2 separate regions of the Homo sapiens genome follow, and region 2 is linked to region 1. Evidence: chromatin loops called from intact Hi-C (ENCODE). Cell type or tissue: Caco-2. All regions are shown on one strand.

Region 1 (5,000 bases):
AACAGTAGTTATTTAGAATTTATTGACATTGTATTATTAATTTTTTCTAGGATTATATTCTGTTTATGAAAAATGACAGTAACATGCTATAAATTTTCCAATTTACACGAATGTATTTAAGCTTTGAAAAAGTTATTAGTTGATTTAAAGAAAAATATTGAGTAAATAATAATATAGCTGGGTTGGAGATATGGTTGAAATCCTGACATTGCTATTCAAATGACTGAAGTTTGGGAGACACTTCTTTCCCCCACCCGGAGCCCAAACAAAATTACTATTTGTGACCCATTCCTGCCCTCTGCTTTACCTAAACCAATTCAGGATCATGATAATGACCAATAATATAATAAGAACCATACTTCTCCCTATAAGCATTATGATAGGGCTCTGAGATCTTTAACCTAAAGAGTCATTTTAATGGTAGAAATTTCTAAAAAGACAGGATAATATATTTGTAGTAGATGAAACTGTCACAATAATGACACTATCGAGTGCTGTCATTTAGACTTTTTGAGTATTCTCTAATTCTCACAACGACCGTGAGGCATTTTTCAGATGAGAAAACTGAGGTTCAGGGAGGTTAAACAAAACCTCAAGCAATAAGGAGCAGAGCCACGGTCTGGTGCCTAGAACTTCTGGCCATGTGGGTAGCTTAACTGCTCCCCCTAAGGTTTGTTTTCTTTTTTTTGAGATGGAGTTTTGCTCTTGTTGCCCAGGCTGGAGTGCAGTGGCGTGATCTCGGCTCACCGCAACCTCTACCTCCCGGGTTCAAGTGATTCTCCTGCCTCAGCCTCCTGAGTAGCTGGGATTATAGGCATGCACCACCACGCCCGGCTAATTTTGTATTTTTAGTAGAGACGGGGTTTCTCCATGTTGGTCAGGCTGGTCTCAAACTCCCAACCTCATGTGATCCGCCCACCTCGGCCACCCAAAGTGCTGGGATTACAGGCATGAGCCACCACACCTGGCCCTGCTCCCCCTAAGTATTAGGCAAACCCTGGAGAAGCCACACGGATGAACAGCCTGAGGAACTCAAGGGAGCATGTGAATAGGTGCACAATAACACATTATAACACAGGGAAACTCTGAAATACTATGGGAGGAAGTACGTTCAGAGTAGGTGAGACCAACTGAAGGAAGTGGGGACTCTACCAAAGGAGTCACCTCATTGCATTTATCTCTGCCTTGCATTCTACCCCTCTGCCTTACAGACCTCCTTGTAGGGCCAGGTCAGGCTTCATGTCTCCCACCAACCCCAGTCACTCAGAAAGGAGCAAGTACTCTGGTTGCCATATTTCTGTCTCTGGAAAGGATGCCTGTCTTCCCAGTTGGGAAGACCATTCCTCAGCTCGGTCCGGTGGACTGCTGCCTGTAGGACATGCAGAGGCAGGCAGGCTGCATCTGCTTCTGGAGATAAGCTCCCGCTGCAGAGCTTTTGTCAGGTTGGCCACTGTCCCGCAACAGCCTTTCTAACCCAGCGCCATGGACCAGCTATGCTCTTCACCAATAGCCTAGGCAAGAGCTTCAAGTGCTCTTAGGAGTCATTCCGTGTGATGCTAACCTGGGGCTTCAAGCCTACCATTGGGAATCACTATCCCTTGTGACACTGTGTCCAGGCCCCACCTCCTGCCTGTCCGATAGATTGGATTTCTTGCAGTGTTGGCATCATCCCAGTCACACCTCGTTTTACCAGGTATTTTATAGAACCTCCCAGATGAGAATTAAGATAATGAGTATGAAAGATAATGAGTATGATAATGAGTTGAGAAATTCCAAAGCCCCAGAAAAATACATAAGATGATATCACCAAACCTTTCCGCCCACTCTAGAGTGTAGTCCTTGGAACTCAGCCCTTGTCACTATTCCCATTTTCCCTGGGTGATCTCATCTGTTCCCCTGGTTTTAATTACTACGTATATGATAATAACACTCCTATCTGCATGTCTAGTTTAGATCTCTCTCCTGACCTTTAGATTTTTATTTTGACAGATTCCTAGATATCTATATTTCAGTGTATTCCACAGATACTTCAGAGTAAACAGAACTCACCCCCTTCCTCACTAAGGCTTCCTCTTCCTTCGGAATTCTGTATCTCATCAAGGTTTCTGATGAGTCTCCAAAGAGCTCCAGCCGGAAGAAACACACACATCCCATGCAGTCTTTTCTCCATACCAAGTGCAGAGCTGAGCTCTGGTGTGGCCACCGGGAGGCAGTGCAGACTTGAGGATGTGTTTCGCAGCAAGGCTTCAGGAGCCCCAATCCTGAGCAATCCCAGTCCTGCATGCAACTTCTGCCCAGCTTCCTTTCCTCTCTTTTTCAGGGAATGTCTTTGTCTGAGTCCACCATTGACTCAGGCTCCTATTGAATTGGTAAGGGAGGGACTGGAATGGGGCCCAAGTGCAAAGCTCCTTCACAGAGCAGCATGCACCCCCATATGCACATATCCTGGAACACTGCCTGCCTTCAGCTCCTGAGAGGCACAGTTCAACAAATCAAGCTGGAGGCTTCTTTGAGCCAGGAAACCTAAAAGACTTTAAAGGAAAGTGTGGAGCCTGGTGTTAAACAGGTATTACTTTGTTCCCTGACATACAGGTGGTGGAAATGTCACATTTCTTTAATTTTCTAAATTAAATACCCTTGGCTTCCATCCAACAATGAGTAGCAAATCCAATCTTGGTCCTTTATCAGGAGCTTACACATACTGGGGGGAAGATGTCTCTTAGATGAGGGTGCCTGTCACCCCTGGCGCTCTTTGCCCAAAACAATTCTACGACCCTTTCTCCAGGTTTCTCTATGGCATGAAGACCTCTGCTGAGGCTCGGGATCAGCAGTGCCTTTGCTTACCTCCCTGAGCACACTGTCATCCCCATTGAAGGCCCTCTGGTCCCAGCGGTCTGTGGGAGGCCTGGAGCAGGACCTGGCCACAAAAGGAGGCTGCAGTGCTCCTCAGCACCATGCCTCAAAGCCAGGCTCAGGAAATTCTCCTCTGCCCTCTTCTAATTCTACAAATCCTTCCTCCTCTCAGACAAAACAGTTTTATTGCCTCTAAGACTGGGTTAATTTTTTAAAACAAAAGCTTGTTGATTTCTTTCTTCGCTTTATTTCCTTCCCTCCCTTCCTTCCCTCCCTCTTTCTTTCCTTCCTTCCTCTCTCTCTCTCTTTTTTTTTTTTTTTTTTGACAGAGTTTCACTCTTGCTATCCAGGCTGGAGAGCAATGGCACAATCTCAGCTCACTGCAACCTCTGCCTCCCAGGTTCAAACGATTCTCCTGCTTCAGCCTCCTGAGTAGCTGGGATTACAGGTGCCCACCACCATGCCCAGCTAATTTTTTCTATTTTTAATAGAGACGGGGTTTCACCATGTTGGCCAGGCTGGTCTCAAATCCCTGACCTCAGGTAATCCACCTGCCTCGGCCTCCCAGAGTGTTGGGATTACAGGCGTGAGCCACTGTGCCTGGCCTGATTTCTTTCTTTTTTTTTCTTTTTTGGAGATGGAGTTTCGCTCTTGTTGCCCATGGTGCAATGGCCCGATCTCGGCTCACCACAACCTCTGCCTCCCAGATTCAAGTGATTCTTCTGCCTCAGCCTCCCAAGTTGCTGGGATTACAGGCATGAGCCACCAAGCCCAGGTAATTTTGTATTTTTAGTAGAGACGGAGTTTCTCCATGTTGGCTGGTCTCAAGCCCCCGACCTTAGGTGATCCACCCACCTTGGCCTCCCAAAGTGCTGGGATTACAGGCATGAGCCACTGCTCCTGGCCTCTTTCTTTTTTGAAACAGCGTCTCGCTCTCTTGCCGAAGCTGGAGTGCAGTGGTGTGATCATAGCTCACTCCTAGGCTCAAGTGCTCCTCCTGCCTCAACCTCCTGAGATTATAGACATGAGCCACCACACGCAGCTCAATTTCTTTTCTTTGTTTCTTTCTCTTTTTCCTTTCCTTTTTTTTCTTCTTCTTTTTTTTTTTTTCCTGAGATGAGAGAAAGCCTGATCTCCAGAACAAAAAGCCCTGGTTACCCTTTGGGATTGGGAGTGTGGAGGAAGATAGGAATGGTCTATTCTTTTGTGAAGAACAGAAATGGCAGACACTACAGAAAATCAGTCAATTTCTCAACCAGGTTACCCTCCCTGCACTAAAGTGGTGCTTACCTCATACCTTGTTGCCAAAGTTTGGGGCCTGCCTCAGATTGGTGATGCATCAGATTGGAAGTAAGCAGCAAACTTGGATCCCCCAAGCTTTAAAACATTTAAAAAAATTTTATGGATACATAATAGTTGCACATTTTATAAGGTGCATGTGATATTTTCATACATGCATAAAATATATAATGATCAACTCAGGATAATTGGGATATCCATCACCTCAAGCGTTTATCATTGTGTTAGGAATACTCCAACTCTACGCTTTTATTTTGAAATATGTAATAAATTATTGTTAACTATAGTTGCCCTTTTGTGCTACCCAACACTAGATCTTATTCCTTGTATCTAACTGTATTTTTGTACCCATTAACCAACCCCTCTCTTTATCTATCTGTATAGTCGACAACTTCCAGCTTCTCCAGAAGTGGCAAATAACTTTCCAACTGGGTATCCACACAGAAATATGTGAGCATGCTTACATGGCATGTGCTGCCCCACCTCCCCCTGTGAGGAGCTTGGTTACAGCTACAGCATTTCTACAACCTCTTTAAACCAACTTTGTAGTATCCGGCAGCAAAGTATCATTCCCTGACATTCGAGTCATTGAGTCTCTGAAGACTTGGAAAAGGGATAATAAGCCAAATCATTCAGGAACCAGGGGGTCCCAGAGAGGTATGTAATAAATTTCATCCAGATGTTGGAATTGGCCTTTTTTTCTTCCATCTTTTTTTTTTTCCAGTTACATTAAAAACCAAACACATTGTTGTTATCTTATCAAGCAAGGTGGGAAGAACATTTTTTCCTTTATTTCTAGGTAAGCCTGCACAAAGGATTGAAAGGGCTAACAGCATATGGGTAATACA
Region 2 (5,000 bases), 360 kb after region 1:
ATGCTCTTCCCGTGATAGTTCTCACAAGAGCTGATGGTTTGGTAGGTCCTCCTGCGTTCATTCTCTCTCCTGTCGCCTAGCGAAGAAGGTGCCTGCTTCCCCGTCACCTTCCTCCAGGATTGTGAGTTTCCTGAGGCCTCCCCAGCCATGCAGAACTGTGCCTCAGTTAAACCTCTTTTCTTTGTAAATTACTCAGGCTCGGGCAGTTCTTCACAGCAGTGTGAGAATGGACAAATAGTTTCCCAGGCTGGTCTTGAGCTCCTGCGGCCTCCCTAAACGCTGGGATTGCAGGTGTGAGCCACCGCACCTGGCCAGAATGAAACTTTGGAAGGGGCTGATTGTTCAGATAGGCGGGGGTCAGTGTGCTCGGCCTTGCTTCTGCAGGGGAGGCACACTGGTGAGGTGCCCTCTAGGGCAGACGAGGGAGGGGGGTTCCCGGAGCAGTGACGGTGGAGACAGGTGGGACGACACAGATGGGCTTGAGAGGACTCAGGACTGCAATGGCAGGTGAGGGGGAGTCCACCTGGGCCTGGACCAGGTGATGGGATGAGAAGGGAGGGGGCGATTAGCTAGAGGCACAGGCTTGGGGAAAGAGATGACTTCCTTTGGACGTGTTGAGTTCGGAGGCAGCCTTTGTTCCAGAGACAGAGCCTGGACCTGACAGCTGGAAGCCAAACTGGAGGTGGGGATTGTACGTCACTCATAGTGGAGGCACTGGTGGGTGTGGAGAGAACCCAGGACCCCATGAGTGGCTGGAGGCTGCGAAGGCCGCGGGGAGCCAACCTCCCCAGGTGACCAGACCGCTCCAAGGGCTTGAGGTCACGGAGGGAGAAGGGTGGCAGCCCCGGCCCTCTCACTCAGGGAGGTGGAGTTAGAGCTGGAGAGGCCTGAGCACGCCCCTGGCTCAAGAGGAGGACAGATATGCGGGTGAGGCCCGGAGGAAGGGAATGGCCAGGTCTGAGGCCCTGCATGGGCTGTGGGGTTGGTGTTCTCAGCCTCCACTTTTCCAGTGAAAGCAGAGGATCTGTGGGGAGCAAGGTGGGGCAGTGTGAGCTCGAGGCCGGAGGACCCCTGAGTGGGTCTCAGTCCCTACAATCTTTGGAGTGTTCCCCTTCGCTGCCTTTTTTTTTTTTTTTTAAAGATGGAGTCTTGCTCTTGTCTCCCAGGCTGGAGTGCAATGGCACAATCTCGACTCACTAAAACCTCCGCCTCCCGGGTTCAAGCAATTCTCCTGCCTCAGTCTCCCGAGTAGCTGAGACTACAGGCGCCCGCCACCATGCCCAGCTAATTTTTGTGTTTTTAGTAGATACAGGGTTTCACCATGTTGGCCAAGCTGGTCTTGAACTCCTGACCTCAGGTGATCCACCCACCTCGGCCTCCCGAAGTGCTGGGATTACAGGTGTGAGCCACCATGCCCGGCCCCACTTTGCTTTTTTGGTTGTGGTTTTTTGGTTTTGTTTTTGTTTTGATAGTCTCTATCACCCAGGCTAGAGGGCAGTGGTGCAATCTTGGCTCACTGCAACCTCCGCCTCCCGGGTTCAAGTGATTCTTCTGCCTCAGCTTCCCAAGTAGCTGGGATTGCAGGCATGCACCATCATGCCTGGCTAATTTTTGTATTTTTAGTAGAGAAGGGGTTTCGCCGTGTTGGCCAGGCTGGTCTAGAACTCTTGACCTCAGGTGATCAGACCACCTTGGCCTCCCAAAGTGCTGGGATTACAGGCACGAGCCACCATGGTCAGCCTTCACTTTGAGTCTGTAAACGGGAACTGCCAATCCTTCCTCGGAGATAATGACCCTGACTCAGACTTCAGCCCACGTGTCCTCCCGATATGAGGCCCATTTTTACGAGTTCATCACCTTAAACGAGGCGCCAAGTCACAGCGGTGTTGATGCAGGGCAGGTTCTTTGCCTGGCTCAGGAAGGAATTCAAGAACCAGCCGGTGGTAGAAGAAAACAGCTTGATTGATGGGGTGGCACGTTACGGCTGTGACTGGCCCCGCCATGGGCAGTGTGCTGAGAGTAGCAGCCCAGGGACAGATCTGAATCCGTGCTTATTCCCATTTTTAATGACATCCTAATTCAGGGGGCGGGTTATTCAGAAATAGCTAGAAAATGGGCGGTAACTTTTGAGTGTTGCCATGGCCAGAGGTGGTAACTTCCAGGTGTTGCCATGGCAATGGTAAACTGCCATGGCACTGGTGGGCGTGTCTTAGGGAGAGGTGATTTCAGCACTTCTGGTTCAGCCAGTCTTCAATCTCGTCCAGAGTCAGTCCCTCCTGCCTCCTGCCTCCGTGCTGATTGCAGGCCCTGTTTCCCCCAGGACTCCATGGCTTCCGAGTTGCTGACTGACCCTCCACCTCAGAGGTAGTTCTGACACTGTCTCAGTTTTGCAGATGAAGATGAGATTCTTCAGTTCTCCATGTGGAAAAGCAGCTGTGGACCCAGGTCTGTCTGGCCCGCCTGCCGTTGTGTGAAGGAGCTCAGGGCCTATGGTCTGTCCACACTCGCGGTCATCAGTGGCCAAGCAGGCCAGGGTTGCTCCGCCCGTGTGCCAGGCCGGCCAAGGCCAGTTCTCCACTTTTTCTCAGGCCCATGGGTCCAAGTCCGAAGCCACAGAACGGCAGGAATGAGGGGTGGGAGCAGAGCAGTCGAGGGTGCGCTTGACCGTGGCTGAGACCCCCTGAGCAGAAACGACTCCCCCAACCTCTGCTGATCCTCCTAGCACCCAGCAGCAGTGCTTGGCACAGACTCTGTCCCTGCGCATGGTCTAGAGGGGGAGATAGACCTTCTAGATGGCAAACGGCATGGAGAGATGACTGTGGGGGCCTGGGGGAGGGGTCACTTATCCAAATAATAATTACTGAGCACCCACCATGTGCCACACTCTAAGTCCTGGGGTGTAGCAGGAACCAAGCATATGCAGAACTGCCCTTCAAGGGCTTGCACTTTAGTGAGAAGGAAATAAAATTTTATAATATTAAATGTAAAACCACAGTGAGATACCACTACACACCCGCCAAAATGGCGAAACGAAAATGAACACCACCAAACGGTGGCAAGGAGGCAGCGCACCTGGAACTCCCGCACATCGCTGATGGGAGCACAAAATGGAACAGCACTGAAGAGAGGCCTGGCCACTCCTCAAACACACACCTGCCCCCAAAGCCAGCATATCTCCTATTCGTCCAAGTGAAACAAAAGAACATATCCCTTAAAGTATAATTAAAAATATATATATATCCACACAAACACTGTCACAGAAACGTTCAGAGCAGTTTTATTCACAATCACCAAAAGCTGGAAACAGCCCAGGCATCCATCAATGGAAAAACTGCTACATCCATCCATGGGAACCTACTTGATAGTTTAAAGAAATGGCCTACTTGGGCACGGTGGCTCATGCTTGTAATCTCAGCACTTTAGGAGGCTGAAACCGGTAGATCAGGAGGTCAGGAGTTTGAGACCAGCCTGGGCAATATAGTGAAACCCTGTCTCTACTAAAAATACAAAAAAAAAAATTAGCCAGGCCTGGTGGCATGCTCCCGTAATCCCAGCTACTCAGGAGACCAAGGCAGGAGAATCACTTGAACCCAGAAGGTGGAGGTTGCAGTGAGCCAAGATCTTGCCACTGCACTTCAGCCTGGGTGACAGACTCTGTCTCAAAAAAAAAAAAAGCCTACTGATACCTGCAACAACATGGGTAAGCCTCAAAACTTCATGTTGAATTAAACCAGAGGCACAAGAATACATGCCGTATGATTCCATCTAGAAGAATTTCTAGACCAGGCCAGAATATGGTGAGAAATGAGAATAATGATTGCCTCCATGGGGCGTGCAGGTAGACTGGTGAGGCCCAAGGAACCTTCCAAGGGGAACGCTGTCCTTTTTTTTTTTTTTTTTTTTTTGAGTCTTGCTGTGTTGCCCACAGTCAGGCTGGAGTGCAGTGGCACGATTTCGGCTCACTGCAACCTCTGCCTCCTGGGTTCAAGTGATTCTCCGATTCAGGAGGTAGCTGGGATTACAGGTGCCTGCCATCACGCCTGGCTAATTTTTTCTATCTTTAGTAGAGATGGGGTTTCACCATGTTGGCCAGGCTGGTCTTGAACTCTTGACTTCAGGTGATCTGCCCTTGGCCTCCCGAAGTGCTGGGATTACAGGCGTGAGCCACCGCGCCTGGCCATGTTCTCTATCTTGAAAGGGGTTTGGGTCACATTAGTGAGTGTACTTCTCAGACTCACCAAAGAGTACACTTGACACCTCTGCATTTCATTGTTTGTGAATTTTACCCTGAAAGAAAAAAAACCAAATACTGACATGAATGTGAAAGACTGAGGAGAAAGTGAACAGATGTCTGCAACTTACTCTGAAATTCAACAAAAAGGGAAAATGGACAGAGACGTAATAAAGCAGATGAAGCCAACTGCTTTTGAGATGGAATCTCAAAATCTCTGTCACCCAGGCTAGAGTGCAGTGTGCGATCTCGGCTCACTGCAATCTCCACCTTCCAGGTTGAAGCGATTCTCCTGCCTCAGCCTCCCCAGTGGCTGGGATTACAGGCGAGTACTGCCACACCCAGCTAATTTTTGTATTTTTAGTAGAGACGGGGTTTCGCCAGGTTGGCCACGCTGGTCTCAAATTCCTGACCTCAGGTGATCCACCTGCCTTGGCCTTTGAAAAGTGCTTGGGTTACAGGCGTGAGCCTCTGGACCTGGCAGAGCCAACTGTTAATGGCAGAATGTAACTGGGTGTAAGAGGGACCACTACCATTATTTCAAGTGTGTTTGAACGCTTTCATAATGAAATGCCCAGAAAAATTATACAGCATATTGGAAGGCCTCCCTGAGGAGACACTTGAACCAAAACTCGAGGTGAGGGTGTGAGGGACACAGAGATCCCGGGGAAGGATGTTCCAGGCAAAGGCCCTGGGGCATGAGCCTGACAGGGATTCCTAGAGTAGCCAGGAGGCCAGAGGAGTAGCGGGGAGGCAGATCCCACGGCCT

What was found. Peaks named below come from ENCODE experiments on the same cell type or tissue, not always from the same donor. Only the 100,000 strongest peaks of a DNase experiment are listed, where the experiment ranks them.
Region 2: it touches region 1 in a loop (4-fold over the local background); 4 of 110 quality-filtered maps call a loop at or near these places.

What each region holds. Positions count from the first base shown.
Region 1 is chr20:34,188,572-34,193,571 of GRCh38, forward strand. It overlaps a transcript of ASIP not described here. Among named protein-coding and RNA genes, the nearest start is that of ASIP, 50 kb to the right of the region's middle. In Caco-2, a CTCF peak has its summit at 2,215 (motif pointing right); a DNase peak (open chromatin) is centred at 2,220.
Region 2 is chr20:34,547,585-34,552,584 of GRCh38, forward strand. It overlaps a transcript of MAP1LC3A not described here. Among named protein-coding and RNA genes, the nearest start is that of MAP1LC3A, 8.6 kb to the right of the region's middle. In Caco-2, no CTCF peak of the experiment used is centred here; a DNase peak (open chromatin) is centred at 2,207.